Regions from separate parts of the Mus musculus genome. Here region 2 is linked to region 1. Evidence: chromatin loops called from intact Hi-C (ENCODE). Cell type or tissue: heart. All regions are shown on one strand.

Evidence for each region. A loop is a pair of places that touch in the nucleus more often than their neighbours do. Peaks named below come from ENCODE experiments on the same cell type or tissue, not always from the same donor. Only the 100,000 strongest peaks of a DNase experiment are listed, where the experiment ranks them.
Region 2: a loop joins it to region 1, with 5 times the contacts of the local background. A loop is called at or near these places in 37 of 42 quality-filtered maps.

Annotation. Positions count from the first base shown.
Region 1 is chr3:116,325,541-116,329,540 of GRCm38, forward strand. Cdc14a (CDC14 cell division cycle 14A) reads right to left here. Exons shown (of 16, transcript NM_001080818.2): 9 at 2,939-3,169. Among named protein-coding and RNA genes, the nearest start is that of Gm46839, 70 kb to the left of the region's middle. In heart, no CTCF peak of the experiment used is centred here; a DNase peak (open chromatin) is centred at 1,921; H3K4me3 peaks cover 559 bases; H3K27ac peaks cover 225 bases.
Region 2 is chr3:116,032,032-116,036,031 of GRCm38, forward strand. No RefSeq gene overlaps it. Among named protein-coding and RNA genes, the nearest start is that of Extl2, 26 kb to the left of the region's middle. In heart, a CTCF peak has its summit at 1,846 (motif pointing right); no DNase peak of the experiment used is centred here.

The sequences.
Region 1 (4,000 bases):
TCCCTTGGAATCATCTGCCACCTCTGGCTTTTACAATCTTTCCACCTCCACTTGCCCTTAGATCCCTGGGCCTTGGTGGAGGCTGGGGAGTGATAAAAAGGCATCCCACTTAGGACTGAGTGCTCCCAAGTCGCTCACTCTCTGCTCATTGACCACAGTGGATCACTGCTAATTCCCATCTACTGCAAGAGCAAGTGATGCCCACGTGAGCTCACAGAGGCTGTGTCAGTGCTCACCAGAGCTGCACAGGTTCAAGCATCAAGGGTCCCAGCATTGAGACAGGGAAGCAGACACAGGGTTCCAACCCTAACCAAAAAGCCATTTCCTGACAATGGGAAACAGTTTTTCCCAAGAGAGTCTCCCTATTCGTATTAACCACATCCCAGGGCATGCCCCACTCCCAGAAGTTAGTTGACCAACACAAGATGAACCCCATGTCTTTGTGGGCTGGGGAGCTTTTGTTTTGTTTTATTTTATTTTGTTTGGGCTTTTTTTTTTCATCTTATTGGTTTTTTGTTTATTTTGATTTTTGTCTTTTGTTTTCTTGTTTTGAGAGAGACAGAGAACATGTCTCTGGGTGAGTAGGTAGGTAAAGAGGATAGGAAAGGAATTGGGGGGAGGGGAAACATGATAAAAAAAATACTGTATTAAAAAAGTATATAAAAAAGGAAAGCTATGCCCCCCCAGTCAGTTGATCCAAAATATAGCTTATAAATATACAGATATACACAGAACCTTGTCATAATAATACTGACTAGGAAAAGGCCAAATTAATCCCCTAGGGAAAATGCTGATTTTTTGTTTGTTTGTTTGTTTAAATAGGAAACTGAACTTCCTTCAAAAGAGACGATCGGCGTGTCCCATACTAAAGCTTCATTATCACACTCCATAGGCTCCCAGGTTCTGACACATGGCATATGGGAATGGTGGGCCTTGTCCTGCATGTGAGCAAACTCTAACAGCATGGGACCACCACCATGTTACCAGAGTTAGGTCAGAGGCTGGGTCCCAATTGCCCTTCCCCCTACCCCACCTCGAGACACACACACACACACACACACACACACACACACACACACACAGAGCCAAGTACAGCCACCTATCCGCAGTGGTCTAACTAAAGATATATGTGAGAGTAGAAAACAGAAAGGGGGATTCACTCAAGGTGTTGTAGTGAAGAGTGTGACCCCCCTCTTAAGACTTGCAAAGTGACCCGACAAGTTGTCAGTGATATGAAAAAGAGAGAGAGAGAAAGAGAGAGAGATCTCCCTCTAGCTGGCTTCTCCCATCAGGAAAATGCTGAGGAAAATCCATTTTCGTGGGGTTCATAATCTCAACAGCCTGATAGTCAAACGCGGCTGGCACAAGATTCTATTTAGAGTCCTTTCGTTCCCGCCGGGAGGGTTACAATAAAACAAACTTAGAGTGCCAAAGAAACGTTCAGAACAAGCCAGCTCTCTGCCCCAGGAGAGACCAGAAGCAAAGAAGAGAGCAAATGAACACCTTAGTCTAACAACCCAGAGAGAGGACTACTGTCCTGCAAGCCAGGGTCTTCCCCGCACAAAGAAGGGCGAGAGAAGAGCTGCGCCAAAGGTAGATGCAGCCTGGCTTCGGGAACCATCCCTAAATCGGGGGCCATGTGCCGGTCGCTTCCCTGTCTTCCCAGGCTGCTGGGAGAAGAACGCAGCCTGGCATCACTGCTCAGAGCTCACATGTTCAGCAAAGTTCCTCCACCTACTCAGATCTTAAACATAGAAACAAGGGCCTACAAAATGGTATTTTAATTTCTGTCAGAACCAAAGCCACACTGTCTGAATAAGGCAGTTACAGCAGCGCTCCGCACATGAAAAGAACAGTACCATCCCCAACACCTACTGGCCGATTTGCATAACCGTGCAACAAAAAACCGCCTTTGTGGACGCAAAGCCAATGTGAGCAGCGCCACCTCGCGGCACCGTGAAGAGCTGCGAGTGGCATGCTAGAGGCTTCATTCCCAGGAGTGATTCGTCTCCGCGGAAATGAAGATCACCAAACTAGAAAACCCACAGTGGAATCTGAGCTCCTTCCGACTTTAATGTAACGCTCAATTTTAACTGGAAATCTTGCGTTTTGATTTGTTAAAAGCTGGGACCTACACTTGCTCTACCTGACCAGTGCCCACTCCAGAAGCCAGGTATTCACTTGCACAGCAAAGTCTTCCAGTTAATTCTGAGACAACCCACATCGAGTAATGGGTGGGAAGACCCTCTATTCTATGAGGCATAAGACTTAGGGGAGGGGCGGCGCGAGGGTGGAAGAGTAGAGAGACCCGAAAGCCATCGAGAGGAGCTAGGAGGAAAGTCAGTAAACCTGCCAAGCAAGAATGGGGGTCCTGCAGTTAGAGCCAGACACTGTCATGACCCAGATATAATGCAGGTGCCCGTGAATGGGGAGTGTAGAGAGAAGAGAGCCCCTGGGACTCACGGGCCAGTCAGTGTAACCAAAAAGGCAAGCTCCTACTTCAGTGAGAGACCCTGTCTCAAAACTACAAAATTGGAAGACTTGAGTTGTCAAACTCTGGCATACACACGTGTGAACACACAGACACACGTACGCGCATATAGAAACACTAAATGTCAGATGATGGAAGAGTACGAAGAAAAGATGATCAATTCTGAAGGAAGCGTTACTTCCTTCTAGTGGTGTTCAGAGTCAATGCGCCTGGGCTCAGAAGAGTCACAAGTGCATGCCATGACTTGTCCAGAAAGCTGGGCCCCACCACCAAGGCGATTAATCCTTTCTTTAGGGAAGGGATTATTAAAATGGGCTCATGTTCCAACTATCTAGTACAAAAGAAAAACATCCCATTGTATCCTATCACCCGCAGGTCTGGCTCATTATTAGGTGGGTCTGGGCCCGCCCTTTCCCAGCACAGTGGCCGCTGAGAGCTCACACACACCTTTGCAGTGGACCGCGATGGCCCCCTCGGTGTTCTCACAGATGTTCAGGAATCTCCGCACGATGTTATCGCTGGGGGTGCTGCCGTCTATGAAGAACAGGTCATAGTGCTCGAAGCCAGCGTCTGTGAAGCGCTTCGCCTCGTAGATCTTTTTGTTCAATCTCACGATCGTGGTCACGTTGTTCTTTTTGAAGTATGGAAAGTAGGCTTCGGGAGCGTGGAGAGGGTAACCTACAGGCAAACAAGGGACAGTCAGCAGAAAACCACAAGGAGCCATCAAAGTAGCGGCTGACCTAATTGAACACCAGAGGCGACTACAACCTACAAAAATAAAAAAATAAAAATGGCAGCCTCTGGATGACTGGCCAAGAATCCAGAATCCAGGAAGCATAATCTTGGAGACCCCAAACAAAGGCAGTTCCGAAGTACTCAAATGGACAGAGCAGTGCTGGGGTGATTTGGGGCGACATTCCTTCTTGAACAGTATTCTTTAACAGATTCGTTTCAGCTACAGCGAAGGCTTTTTGGAAGCTAGAGGTAGCGTTTCCATCTATAACACCACTCCCCGTGAAGCAGGGTGGTGATTAATTATCATATGCAATGTCCGAGTCACACCTTGTAAGCTTTCTCAAAACCATCTCCTTAAAATAACAGCTGGGAACTGTGGGATGGAGGTCCAAGGGTGCCACTGGACAAGAGAAATATGATCAAGGGCCCTAGTGCACAGCATGTTGCCTATAGTTAAAAACAGCGTGCGGGACTGGATCCATGTGTTAAATTTGACGGTCGCTTCATAGTATATACATAATTTTAATCAATCATATGTGTAGCATAAACATATGCATGTCCAATAAAAATATTAGTATTTCAAAGTAAAGTTAAGAGAGTAACTTTTGGTAGACCCTTTCTTGACAGTGGGGGGAGACAATCTCCACGTGTCCTGGCATGTCCCCCAGCAAGCAAGCATTCTTGTTACTGATCTACTCTTGGCCGGTCATCCAAAGTGACCACGGGAATTTGGGTCACTGAAAACCTTGCCTTGCAGCCCAGGGGTTAAGAGGA
Region 2 (4,000 bases), 290 kb before region 1:
TGTGATGGCTTTTTCGGACTGATTCCTCTCCTCTGGTCCACATTCATCTTCCATTCTTACATTGAAGAAATGCAGAAGACAGCTTGCTTTTCTGAGAAGGACTTGGGGGAAAAAAAGCATATTTCGGATGTGCCAGATAGAAGCATTACATAATACTCTCTGTATTCAAATAGCATATCTTGAATCTGAGAAAGCTGGCAAAAATGTATTGGAGAAAGCTAAATATAAATTTTAAAGCATGTTTGCATGCATAAGGGTGTGTTTGTTTGTTTGTTTGTTTGTTTGTTTGTTTGTTTAAATCACAAGCAATACACATCTAGTAAAGGCTATCAGAATGGGAACATTCTTTTTTCTTTTTTTTTTTCTAGAATCTTCCAGGTATCCAAGTATTTTAACTTATTTTTTTCTCACCTTCCTCATGAAAGAAAGGAGCAAACAAAATGATTAGCAAAATTTCTTTCCAATTGTAAAGTTTGATGACCCTAAAGCAGGATGTTGAATCAGTTGTTCTTAAAAGGTAGCAAGCATGGATTGAACATGTAGTTAAGTTAGTGGGATGCTCTCCTGAGATGCACAAGTCCACAGGTTCAGTCCCCAGCACAGCATATGCTGTGACGCATGTGGGGCACACACTTTAGACTCAACAGAAAGTGGAGACAGGAGGACCAAGTCATTCTTGGCTACAGGGCAAGTTTGAGGCTGCCCTGGGCTACTTGGAGCCCTGTCTTCAACAAAAACAGTAGCATCCATGTCTTACTTTTGGGCAAAAGAAAATTCTACCCTGCAACATCCCCATCTTGAAACTCGGTGCTCTCACTTACAGCCTAGGCTCAACTGTCCAGAGCAGAGCGTCGGAGCAAATTCTGATGTAAACACGGCTGTGTAGCCTAGTGTTGGAGGATGGATCACCATCCGACAAGTATGCTGGGAGCGGTTATCTCTGAGGACACTCACTCCTTTTTTTTTTTAAACAAAACAAAACAACCAGTTGTTTTATTGAGAAAATAGAGGAGATGCCTCCATCTTTTCCAGGTGATCCCTATCAGAAGTGGGAGGTGGCAATGTGGCATGCTTTCCACAGGGGAAAATAGTCTGGGCAGGCCCCAGAAAAGTAGGGGTGTCAGTGGGGGAGGGCTGAGTGGGACCTGAAAGGCAGGGGGTGAGTGGTAAAGATGCTAGCTGCTGAAAGAAAGTGTATAGAAAAGAGGTACACTTCCCAAGGCCTAGAGCTGCCTCCTTCCAATTCTTCATAAATAAAATTTCACAGTAATAGAAGAATGCCTACATCTAGGTCTCAACCGGCCAGTTTCAGGCCGGGAGTCAGTATTGGTGAGGTGCCAAGGGTGAGACCTGGCTTGGGCTGTGCTCAGGGGTCACTGTGCCCTGGGGGGCCAAGAGCACTGCTTTTGTGCCCTGTGACGGGGCAACACCCACTCCTTAACAACATTTCTCTTATAGCAGTGGTTCTCCACCTATAGGTCACAACCCCTTTGGGGAGTTGAAAGTTCTTTTCACAGGGGTCACCTATGACCATAGGAAACCACAGACATTTATATTACAATTACAGTAGCAGAATTACAGTTATAAAGTTGCAATGAAAATAATTTTATGTTTGGGGGTCACTACAAGGTGAAGAACTGTATTAAAGGGGTGTGACATTAGGAAGGTTGACAACCGCTGGTTTATAAGGTGCATATGGAAAGTTGCCACAGGCTAGCAAGAACCATAAATTTCTACTTACAGCCATTGATGTGCCAAACCCAGAATGCAAATTTGAGTTGCGAAGACTAAAGTCCTACTTACGAAACACAATTTTTAGGAATTAACTTTCTTACCAGCAGATGTCACTGCAGCCTAATAGACTGATTTCTGTCACTTTAGCTCCCTTCCAGTAAACTTAGCAAATCTTTTACCTTAGCGGTGTCCCTGATTTTCCCTAAGAATGTCTTCTGCAGTGAAGTTAAAGAGAGACTAAGTTAGGGAGAGTGAGTTGACTCAGCCAGGAAAGGTGATTGCCACTAAGCCTGGGACCTGAGTTCAAACCCTGAAATCTACATACTGGAAGCAGGAGACGGACTACCTAAACTTGTTCATTGACCAATACCTGTATGCCATGCCATGTTCATGGCCCGCCCCATGATTAATTAATTAATTAATTAGTATGTTATTAAGTTATGTGAATCCTGGCCTAGGTTGATCATATTAAATAAACTTATATCACCCATTAACATATTTTATGTAACAATGAGGTTTCTCAGTTAAACCAAAGGCATGATTTTAAACACAGAATTGTACTGTGCAATAAATTATCAGAATAACTCACTATTTCAAAACTCAGCCATCCCAAATAGTAGGAATAAAAATTCATTTATCTCTGGCAAGTATAGCTCTTGTATAATAATAATAGTAATAGTTGTAGTAATAATGATAATAATACAATAGGAAATAATAAAATAATAATCTAACAAATAATAAGACTTAAATCATGTACTATTGCTCTTTAGAATGCAGCCTTTTGCTTTTAGCCAAAGTTTTTTTTTTTTTTTTTTTGAAGTAAAAGCAAAATATAATTTTTATTAGATATTTTCTTTTTTCTTTTTTTTTTTCCATTTTTTATTAGGTATTTAACTCATTTACATTTCCAATGCTATACCAAAAGTCCCCCATATCCACCCACCCCCACTCCCCTGCCCACCCACTCCCCCTTTTTGGCCCTGGTATTCCCCTGTACTGGGGCATATAAAGTTTGCAAGTCCAATGGGCCTCTCTTTCCAGTGATGGCCGACTAGGCCATCTTTTGATATATATGCAGCTAGAGTCAAGAGCTCCGGGGTACTGGTTAGCTCATAATGTTGTTCCACCTATAGGGTTGCAGATCCCTTTAGCTCCTTGGCTACTTTCTCTAGCTCCTCCATTGGGAGCCCTATGATCTATCCATTAGCTGACTGTGAGCATCCACTTCTGTGTTTGCTGGGCCCCGGCATAGTCTCACAAGAGACAGCTACATCTGCGTCCTTTCAATAAAATCTTGCTAGTGTATGCAATGGTGTCAGCGTTTGGATGCTGATTATGGGGTGGATCCCTGGCTATGGCAGTCTCTACATGGTCCATCCTTTCATCTCAGCTCCAAACTCCGTCTCTGTAACTCCTTCCATGGGTGTTTTGTTTCCAAATCTAAGGAGGGGCATAGTGTCCACACTTCAGTCTTCATTCTCCTTGAGTTTCATGTGTTTAGCAAATTATATCTTATATCTTGGGTATCCTAGGTTTGGGGCTAATATCCACTTATCAGTGAATACATATTGTGTGAGTTTCTTTGTGAATGTGTTACCTCACTCAGGATGATGCCCTCCAGGTCCATCCATTTGGCTAGGAATTTCATAAATTCATTCTTTTTAATAGCTGAGTAGTACTCCATTGTGTAGATGTACCACATTTTCTGTATCCATTCCTCTGTTGAGGGGCATCTAGGTTCTTTCCAGCTTCTGGCTATTATAAATAAGGCTGCTATGAACATAGTGGAGCATGTGTCCTTCTTACCTGTTGGGGCATCTTCTGGATATATGCCCAGGAGAGGTATTGCTGGATCCTCCGGTAGTACTATGTCCAGTTTTCTGAGGAACCGCCAGACTGATTTCCAGAGTGGTTGTACAAGCCTGCACTCCCACCAACAATGGAGGAGTGTTCCTCTTTCTCCACATCCTCGCCAGCATCTGCTGTCACCTGAATTTTTGATCTTAGCCATTCTGACTGGTGTGAGGTGGAATCTCAGGGTTGTTTTGATTTGCATTTCCCTGATGATTAAGGATGTTGAACATTTTTTCAAGTGCTTCTCTGCCATTCGGTATTCCTCAGGTGAGAATTCTTTGTTCAGTTCTGAGCCCCATTTTTTAATGGGGTTATTTGATTTTCTGAAGTCCACCTTCTTGAGTTATTTATATATGTTGGATATTAGTCCCCTATCTGATTTAGGATAGGTAAAGATCCTTTCCCAATCTGT